2 separate regions of the Homo sapiens genome follow, and region 2 is linked to region 1. A link is a contact called in ENCODE Hi-C or POLR2A ChIA-PET data. All regions are on one chromosome and are shown on one strand. The core of a region is the stretch at or near the end of the contact, and the rest is flanking DNA. Distances in the headings are between cores, read along the strand shown.

What was found. Hi-C counts contacts between places; a loop is a spot of excess contacts on that map. ChIA-PET counts read pairs that join two places held with the same protein, here RNA polymerase II (POLR2A). Pooled maps may share reads with other maps.
Region 2: a map of ascending aorta shows a loop between it and region 1 (2.4-fold over the local background). The contact joins the enhancer-like site here to the promoter of FGFR2 in region 1. A Hi-C loop is called at or near these places in 3 of 168 maps with a recorded cell type or tissue (aorta, ascending aorta and esophagus muscularis mucosa) and 6 of 50 pooled maps. POLR2A ChIA-PET finds 5 or more read pairs at or near these places in 4 of 52 experiments (AG04449, H1 and WTC11).

The regions. Positions count from the first base shown.
Region 1 is chr10:121,597,185-121,602,333 of GRCh38, forward strand. It overlaps FGFR2 (fibroblast growth factor receptor 2), which reads right to left and starts at 1,260. Exons shown (of 18, transcript NM_000141.5): 1 at 778-1,260. RefSeq lists an enhancer at 1-466.
Region 2 is chr10:121,667,157-121,672,362 of GRCh38, forward strand. No RefSeq gene overlaps it. Among named protein-coding and RNA genes, the nearest start is that of FGFR2, 71 kb to the left of the region's middle. RefSeq lists enhancers at 1,183-1,732, 1,733-2,282. Within about 2 kb of position 1,680, at least 14 of the 41 ENCODE cell types and tissues checked have a DNase peak (open chromatin) inside an H3K27ac peak, as active enhancers do; they include ascending aorta, where a contact is called at or near this core.

The DNA of each region.
Region 1 (5,149 bases), core at 10-2,509:
CGCGAGGGTCGGAGCCAGCGCCACGCAGGGCCCTCGGCTTTTTTCCCCAGCGCGGCCCCGTGGCCGAAAAAAATGAGCGCGCAAGTTAGAACTCGCCTGCGCTTTCGACATCTCCCAGCCGCTGCGGCAGAGCAGGCAGGCGAACTAGAAAAAGTCGGTCCAGTTCGCCCCCTAGCCCCAGGCGCACTGCGCTCCCTCCAGCGCCGACGGCGGCTGCGGGCGAGGGGCGCCCAGGCACCGGAGCCGTCGCCTCCCCAGCAGTGCCACCCCTGGCCATCGCCACCCCTACGGGATGTCACCGGCCCCACCCCAGCGGCCCCCTCCCGAAAAAGGGGTCTCCGCAGGGCCTGGATGGTACGGAAGTTCCCAGGACACACGGATGGGGCACCTCGGAGATGACCCCGGGAACCGGCCTGCGGGGCTGTGCCACGGGCAGGCGAACCTTCCGCCCGTCTGCTCTGGGGTCGGAGAAACGCGCCCAGTCAGCGGGAATGCGCCCGCCAGGGTTTGACAGGGAGGGGGGCGTCAACGCCAGAAGCAGATGTCAGCATCTGGATGGGGGTAGCAGAGGCAGAACTTCCAGAACGCCGGCCGTCAGCACGCACCCACCTCCCCCATCACCTATGCAGCCACAGAGGGAGGACACGGAGCGTCCTCCACAATGCTAGTCCTTCCGCGCCCCCCGCCCGGAGGACGGTGCACCCGGCGTCCCGGGCTCCCGTGGCGCCCACGTCCCCGGCTGGCGAAGCTCCCCGAGGCGTCTTGCGCGGCGATTACCTTGAATGGCAACGCTCCTCCGCGACCTGTGTTGTCCCCGCGCCCCGCGTGGGTCGGGATGGAGAAAGCGACGAGCCCGGGGTTGCGGGGAGCAACTCCAAACGCAGAAGAGTGGTCCTTGGGTCTTCGCCGGCGCCAAGCCTCCCGGGCTTCACGCGTACCCCAGGCTGCGGAGGAGCGCGGGCATGACGCCCGCGGGCTGCCCTCGGATTTGGGGAACGAGAGGAAGAAAGGACTCAGGCTTGGCGTTGCCTCCACCAAACTTTGCTCGCGAGTTGCGAAGGCTCAGAGCGCGCAGGCAAGCTGCGGCCTCGGGGCCCCCGGGGCTCGCGGCCGGCCCCCGCCAGCCCGGAGAGCAGTCGCCGCGCCGGGCCAGGTACGCCGCATGCAGCCCCGCGGCGCCCGAGCTTTGTGGCGGCCGCGCGCGCTCCCTCGCCCGCTCCGCACCCGCCGCCCGCCCGCTCGGCTCTCCACCGCGCTCTCCTCCAGCCGCCGCCCGCGCCGCCGCCGCCGCCCCCGCCTCCTCGCGGCGGGTCACGCCCCCACTGAAACCCGAGCCGTTTCCTGGACGGCGGCGCCCTCTCTGCCAATCAGCGCCGCGCGCCCGGGCCGCCCCGAGTCCCGCGCGGCTCCCGACGCCTCCGAGCAGCCGGAGACACCGGCCCGGGAGGCGAGGGCTCGGCCGCGATGCGGCCGTAGGGATGCAGCGACAGCCTCCGAATAAGGCCTGGTCCCGCGCCCCGCGCCACCTCCTCCCTCCTCCCCGGGCGAGCGAGGCTGGCCAACGGCTCGCTGAGCGACTGCGTTACGTTGTTTTATGTCAAGTTAGAAAACAAATGACCGAAGGCTCTAACCCTGCCCTCCCGCTAAAGAGACTTTAAAATGCGCCTGCTTGATACTGCGGGGAGGGTTGCCAGGCAGCTGAAGCTTTTGGAGGAGAGGAAGCCACTTGGAAATGTTCGCAGGACATTGCATGTTTCTGTCCTTCTAAACAATAGAAATGAGAGGAAAAAACTGAATATTAATGGAGGCCCTACTATGGGAGGGTCACACTACATAGGTGATTCTATTTCATCTGCCCAACCACCCTGCAGAGTACTATTCCCAGTTTCTGATAAGGAAACAGGATCAGAGAGGTTAAGTAATTTGCCTAGGACCACACAGCTGGCTACTAGGACAGCCTGACTTTGAATGTGGCTCTCTCAGAAAAAGCCAAAATTGCATCAAAAAAAAAAAGTGTTTAATAATATATGTTTGGATTAATAAAAAGAAATTCAAAGGAGTCTAAAGACAACTCTACCATAAATAGACCTTGAACAAAGTAATTCCTCCCTCTGAATCTTAGATTAAAAATCATAAATGCAAAATCTGATTCTTCAACTGCACACCAAGCTGTAACTGGTTAAAGTTCCTATGTCCATTTACCTTTTCACTAAGCCGTGTCTTCGGAATAATTTATTTTAAATATGCTTTTTCTCCCTCCTTATTCATCCAGCTCCTGAGCAGCCGTGCTTAAGTTCAAGACCATATAGATTAAAACCTTAATTATTTTTCTTTAGAAAAGGTCACTAAACCCAGAAATGCTTTAGAATCCTTTTGAGGCCTGAAGATAGATGAAGCATTGAGAACAAACCTGACTTGGAAAACAGACTTTTCCTGGATTTAGAAACATATTTGCACCTGTGTCACTAACATTGCACCCTTCATAACATTTACAAAAATATTTTTCAAGGTGCTACATGATTAGAAAATCATTTTTATTCACAAATATAGCACAGAAAACGTTTATGCAAGTTATTTAAAAGCCACACAAGTAAGAAATCCATTTAACTGCCTCAGGCAAAAGGCTATAACATTGTATTTTGGAAATTTGATAGCAACAAAATAAAAACTGGTTCTTAAGCAAAATTATCCCTCTATATGCTTGGTGGGAGGGTATGTTTTTGGTCAAGTCCTCTAACCTGGATTAGCCCCAGAGCCTATACATTAACGGACACCTCAGCCCAGGTTGACACTTAGCCATTCACTCCCACACGGGTTGTTCTGATAGCAGTATGTTTTCAAGTTCTCAGAAAAGGGATGCAGCTGAACGTGTCTGCCTGCTCGCAGGTTGCCACTTACATCTTTATATTCCCCACCAATGGGAAACTCGAGTGTCTCAGGACAGTTCCTTTCCCATCCTACACCGCATCCATCAGCCATTGAAAATGCTGTTAACACATTCTCACATAAATTAATGGTGCAGGAAGCCGCTGTCCCTATCCCCCATTCATCAATAGCTTTATGCATGTTGAATGGAAAGGAAGCTTTCCGCTGAAAATGACAAATAAGAACACCTACTTTCATGTCCAGGCACAGTTTGCAGAATGTATTTTTTATAGAAATGAAAAGACACCAATCTATCAAAAGCTCCTTATTCCCTAAAGAGGGCTCATATATAAGGGACTGAAACCCACAAGACCACAACAGGAAACTCTTCAGTTTTGAGGAGGGGGGGGAAGTATGTTTAGAATTATTTTTAAAAAATCAATTATGTCCCCATATTTAGTCTTCAAGTGACCTCAGACCATCCAGGAAAACCTTCACACCACTGAGGCTTCTGAATGAGAAAATAATCTCTTTACAGTTTTTTCTTTTCTCTTCCCTCTTCAAGTGGCTGGAACCCCTTTCGTCAATGGCCTCCCATGAATGGTGTTGCTAATAAAGCCTATTAATGAGCTTCCACGGCGGAGTGTGAATAGGTAAATAAGCCCCAATCTGTTGAGGTTCTGGGGCAAGGGCAGAAAAGCCAGTAAGAACTAAAGGTGACAGTTTGAACTGAACTGCGAACGCCAGCACCAGGTTTCAGCTGAAAGAACCGCCAGACAAGGACACATTCACAGTTCCTCCACCCCCTACTGAGGTCTCTTTTCTTCGCAATTTTCCCCCCTTTACAAAATGTCTTGAGTAGTCACCCTTTTTTTTTTTCAAAAGCCCTCGAGACGCCCTTCTTTTTTCACTCTAGTAATGATACATCAATGGGAAGGAAGAAAAATGAGGACACCAGAACTCCGATGCCCCCAAAAGTTTCAAGAAACAAATTGTGCTGCTAGCCCGTTGGTGATGGGAAGAGAAAGGAGAAGGGGGTGGGAGCGCTCACTACCATGGGCCTCTCTCCTTTGAAGATTTGGAATTTTTCTTTTAATAATTTGTTTTGTAATGGGTGGCTGTTCCTTCACTCTATGGAAACGTTAGATGAAATAAAGGCTGCTGACATGAAGTGCTCATGAACCTTCCCGGGTGGATCTGAGCTCCCTGCAACACCAGGAATTTCATTCTCTAAGCTACATCTCAATAGTGCCCTCGGCATAAAAGAAGCACTCAAATGGAAGGATATAGAATAGTCGGAGGACTATGATAAGAGTATTTACTTCTGGGTAAGGGGAGGGGCTGGATGCTGTGACAGCTCCAGCCCATCTTCAGGGAGCTTGTGGCATTTAAGTGAAGCAAAATCATTGATCCCACTACTGAACAGCATCAATGATTTTAAACTTAGAACTGGGCCTGAATTCCAAAGCCAAGGCTTCCCCGGAGACAAAGTCCTTCTGGAAGTATAGCCTCACTTTGAGGCAAAGGGGAATGGCTTTCTTAAGGTGAGAGGCTGGATGCAGCTTTCTTTACTCAATAGCTTTGTGACCTGTGGCCGGGCGCAGTGGCTCACGCCTGTAATTCCAGCACTTTGGGAGGCCGAGGCAGGCGGATCACTTGAAGGCAGGAAGTCGAGACCAGGCTGACCAACATGGTGAAATGCCGTCTCCACTAAAAACACAAAAATTGGCCGCTTGTGGTGGCGCATGCCTGTAATCCCACATACTCTGGAAGCTAAGGCATGTGAATCGCTTGAACCCAGGAGGCTGAGGTTGCAGTGAGCTGAGATCGCCCCACTGCACTCCAGCCTGGGTGACAGAGCAAGATTCCCTCTCAAAAAACAACAAAAAAAGGCCTGGCATGGTGGCTCACACCTGTAATCCCAGCACTTTGGGAGGCCGAGGCAAGTGGATCACCTGAGGTCAGGAGTTCAAGACCAGCCTGACCAACATGGAGAAACCCCGTCTCTACTAAAAATACAAAATTAGCTGGGCATGGTCGTACATGCCTGTAATCTCAGCTACTCAGGAGGCTGAGCCGGGAGAATCACTTGAACCTAGGAGGCAGAGGTTGCGGTGAGCCGAGATCGTGCCATTGCACTCCCGCCTGGGTAACAAGAGAGAAACTCCGTCTCAAAAAAAACAAACAAACAAACAAACAAACGCTGTGTTACCTCAGGCCAGTTGCTTGAGTTATCTGAGTTTTCCATTTTCTCAGCTGTAAAATGGGGAAAATAATGGTTCTT
Region 2 (5,206 bases), core at 430-2,929, 70 kb after region 1:
TCTTAGCACTTAGTACGGTGTCTGTCACAGAGTAGATACTCAGGAAACAGAAACTGAATGAACAAATGCACAGCTGACTTACAGAAGGGATGGATGGATGTATGGATGGATGGATGGATGGATGGATGGATGGATGGATGAATAGATGTATGGATATGTGGATAATTAGGTGGATGATTGGATGGATGGATGGATGGATGGATGGATGGATGGATGGATGGATGGATTGTTAGACAGGCAGGTGAATGGGTGGATAGACAGATGGATAGGTATATGATTGGATGGGTATATGTACTTATGGACAGGTGGATGGATGGGTGATGGGTGTGGTAAGTGGGTGTTTAAATGGGTAGATGATGGATGAATGGTTGATTTGATCTTTCCTGAGCAGCAGAAGAAGGGAAGGGAAATGACAAGCCCTGTTATTCATAAGAGGGGTCCTGAGCTGGTCATGTGACTGGCCAAAGTCACCAGAGGATGTCAGCAGCAGAGCTAGAAAGAGAACCCAATGTTCTTGACTCTAAGAATCACCACTTCTGCCATGAAATGGAAAGCTTATAACCTACAGCATCGTAAAGCCCAATACTCCATTCTCCACGTGTACGGAGCCTCCTGCTGGAGTTGCCGGTGCCTTCCCTGGCCACTGTGTCTATGACATCCTACCTTTTTGTTCAGCTCAAGCACCTGCCTCTTCTGGGAGCCTCCACAGGTCACCCCTCCTGTTCTGGCACCTACAGTAGCATTTACATGAACAGCATTGCTTTCCTGAACCTCCACTTAGCGTATACACCCTGGGCACCTTTATGCTTGCTATCTACCTACACGCTGTGTCTTATTTCCACAACCAGATAGGGACTGCATTATCCTTCCCTGTAGCACCTCCCCCAGGACCTCTCTGCTGCTTAGTAAATCTCTGATTGACAAGCTGCAGAACTAGTCAGGTTGCAGCACGCTATGAAGCTGTGAAATTGAGTCATCTACAATGTATCTCTCCAAGTTTTCAAGTGAAACCTCTTGCTACATGCCTAAGAATTGTAGCACTTAAAAAAAAATCTCATTAGCCATCCCTGCCATCACAGCTTTCAGCAAAAACTTAGAGCATAAAAACCCGTCTACCACATGCTCCAAAACAATTCACATATTTAGTACAGCAACAAAGACCAGGAACTGGCCACATGCAATAAGAAAAAGAAAAGACAAAGAAGATTAATTGCTTTTGGAAACAAAAGATCACCATCAGGAGGACAGTGATAGTATGCACCAGTGGAAAGGCATTTTTAGAAACACCATATTAGTAGTCACAGAGAGCTGGGCTGAGGCTCCCACTGAGCCATCAAAGGGCCGAGTCATGTGGCCGGTAACTGGGCCGGTGGGGGAAGGTCTAATAATAGTCCCGTTCTTGCTGGCTTTGCACATTTTGGCATCAAAATGTCCCCACCAGGGGTTGCCCCTGGGGAGGCTGGCAAGCAGCCAAGTAACCCCACCAGAGACCTACTCAGCTTCCAGATCTTCTTAGGGGTCCAAGAGGACCCCTAAGAAGGGAGGCCAGGGGGAGAGGGGATGGTCGGTGGCCTAGCATGCTGACCCAGAAAGAGAGAGCAAGAGAAAGCAAAGGAGAGAGAGAACACACTCCAAACTCTCCCAGCTCCCTCCCAGGTCTCTGGGCCAGGTTTCCCCACCCCTTTTCCCTCCCACTGGGACTGGCGGCCAGCTCTCCAAAGAGAACCAGGACAGGAAGCAGCAGCAGGTCTGCAGCTGGGTGCTGGAAAGCCGGGTCACAGGAGGCTGAGCAGGGGAGGAAATTTACTTTGGATGTGGGACCCAGATGGGGCGGGTATGGGGAAGGAGTGAAGAGGAAAGCGAGGCAAGATAAGAAGATGCTCTGATTTAACTAGAAGGGAGGGGGGCGTTCAGGGCTAAGAGTGTTAAATCTGTCTCATAGCAGCTGCCGAAGCCACCTCTCTTGCCTCTGCAAGCCTGCTCGCACAATACACATGTGCTCTCCAGGCATAAAAACACCACAATTCAGCTGGTCTGTGGTCTATAACTGCCCTAATATGGCAGCCCCAAGCCGCAAGAAGCTACTGAGCCCTTGAACCGTGGTTCATCCAAATTGAGATGTATCCTAAGTGTAAAATACACACAGGATTTCCAAGAACTAGTATGAACAAAAGAATGCGCAATATCTCATCAAGTATGTTTGTACTGATTACATATTGAAATAATATTCGCATACAGGGATGAAAAGATATACACATTCATTTCACTGGTGCTTTTTACTTTCTTGAATGTGGCAACTAGAAAATTGAAAACGACATAGGTGGCTCGTATTTATGGCTCATGTTGTACTTCCATGGGTCAGCACTGATCTATGACCTGATTCACCACCGCTACCTTCAAGTTCCAATGATTGTATTCAATTCAACAAACACCTGAGAAGCACAATGCATTGAGGATTCAAAGATGTTCTCAACACGTGGCTGCATATTAGATTCACCTGTTGAGCGTTCTCTAAACTCCCCCTACCTGGCTGCACCCCAGAGACCTGCACTAATTTTGTCAGAATCTCCAGGTGTGGGACGTGGCAGGGGTAGGCTTTTAACACTCCCCAGGGGATAAGAATGTGCAGTCAGGTTGAGAAGCAGGGGCTTAAAATAGGGCCACTGCCCTCAGGGGCTGCACATTAGACAGGACAGAGAGATCTGAAATACTATGGGATAAAGCGGTCAGTGCGGGTGAAGCAGAGGCCAAGGCCAGGGAAGAGGAGAGAGGGGAGAGGAAGACTTGGCTCCATTTGGGAATTAGGGCAGTGTGGGATTTTTTTTTTTTTCGGTTTTTGCTTCTTGTTTTTGAGACAGAGTCTCGCTCTGTCACCCAGGCTGGAGTGCAGTTGCGCAATGAGATCACTGCAACCTCTGCCTCCCAGGTTCAAGCAATTCTCCCTGCCTCAGCCTCCCGAGTAGCTGAGAATACAGGTGTGCACCACCACACCCATCTAATTTTTGTAGTTTTAGTAGAGACAGGGTTTCGCCATGTTGGCCAGGCTGGTCTCAAACTCCTGACCTCAGGTGATCCACCTGCCTTGGCCTCCCAAAGTGCTGGGATTACAGGTGTGAGCCACTGTGCCCGGCCCAGTGTGGGTGTTGGATATGGCCTTGACTTGGGAGCTGTGCAGGTTGAGGTGGTTCGAGGGTGTGGGTGGGTTTCCAGGCATTGAGGATGCTGTGGACAAAACCAAGGCAGGAAAGTGCCCCAGGGAGGGAGGACAGTGGGAGGATGGGAGTCTCTGGTTTACCTGGAGTCCAGGAGGAGATGAGACTCAGGGAGGAATAAAAGCTGGAAAGGCAGCTCCTATAGGTCCCCGAGCACCAGGATTCAGGGCTGGGAAGGCCTGCAGAAGCTCTAAGTAAGGAAGTCATGTGATCTAACTGGGATTTACAAGGTGTCTGATTTGGGGGACAGATTAGATGGGAAGAGGAGAGGAAAGGAATTGGTGGGACAGAACTGGCATCCTCTCGTGTGCAGCGGCCTCTGGCTGAGGGGCCACCCCTCCTGGCTCTCCAAATCAGCTGTTGCCCCTCGAGAGTGGTCCTTTCCTCCTCGCCCAGCTCTAGGTCAGCCCACAGCAGGCACTCGTTAAATGAAACAAATGCTCAGAGTTTCAGAGAGATATTGCTCCTGCAGCAGCCCACCTCCCTGCTGGCCCCTGGACAGGCACAAAAGCTAAGAGTGTGGCCTTCAGTTTGCCCAGTGTTCCTGGCCTTTTCCCTCCATGAAGCAGCCGGGGAAGGCACTGTGTGTCCACAGCGACCCTACAGTGGGCAGCTGAGGGCCCACTGGGATTCTGAAGGGCAGGCCTCAAAATGGTGCCCTTGCCTACCATGCTGTGGTTCCTATTCACAGTTTTCAGCCCTGCTAGAGTACTGGAAGTTTCCATTTTCCAGGGTTTTGCTCCTTTTCCTCACAAGTGCCAAACCTGGGCCCTCCCACCTCTTCCCCAACTTTGCGTGTCCTTATTAGCTTGTAAAAACATCTCATCTGCTGTAAAATAGGCCATTACAGCCTTCTGTGCATAACTTTTTTTTTTTTTTTGAGACAGTCTTGCTCTATCACCCAGGCTGGAGTGCAGTGGCACGATCTCAGCTCACTGCAACCTCCACCTCCCAGGTTCAAGTGATTCTCATGCCTCAGCCTCCCAAGTAGCTGGGACTACAGGCACCCACCACCACGCCTGGCTAATTTTTGTATTTTTAGTAGAGAGGAGGTTTCACCATGTTGGCCAAGCTGGTCTCAAACTCCTGACCTCAAGTGATCCGCCTGCCTTGGCCTCCCAAAGTGCTGGGATTACACATGTGAGCCATCACGCCCAGGCTTCCGTGCATAACTTTGATGACAGTAGAGGAGTGAAGGAGTAAAGGAACCTCTCTGTTTCAATTTGTCGAAGTATTTAATAATGCCTCTTCCAAGAAAAGTTCTCAGTAGGCCTCTAACTGCTGCTGTCTGTCCACCTGGGTCTAAGGCCCTTGTAAATGGACAGGGGCCCCTCAGGCTGCCTCAGGGTCCAGCAGCCTGACGGCTCTGGCCCTGCCCGAAGAAGTAAATGCCAAATATGGAGGTCATTATGGTCTTTAATAAAAGCTTGTTCCTGTAACCTGTGGGCTAGGTTCAAAGCACTATCTATTAATTGTATACCTTTTGCTAAAACAAGCACCCACCTTTGCAGTGGGCTGTCTGCCAAGGAGGCATTTATCATTTCTTGAATGGCAGAATTCCTCTTGGAACACCTGCTTTTCTTTCAGAAGGAAGCCGAGCCCTTCCCCTGAAGCTAGCCTCTCTTCCATGCTGACTATAATCTGCTTACTCCGGTCCCCAGTGCCTGAGCAGAAACCAGCTCAGGGAATTAAGTCCTGTGGGATGCTAACAGAATATGGCCTGAAGAATAGAGTCCATATCCTATTCAAGAACAGAGCACCTGGTATGGTGCTAATAATGCCTGGTTTCCTTGCTCTCGATTAGCCAGGCATCTGGGCTTCCTTCCTTCCTTCTTCTCTATCCATTTAATGCATTGGTTGCTGCAACGGAGAATGGTCAAGGGACGGAGAAAAGGAATTAAGCTTTAACCCACTAAGCCGTAGTTAGGAGTAAAGAAATCAAGGAGGAGATTGGTACCATCCACTAAAACAGGCACAGGGCCGATCTTGCAATT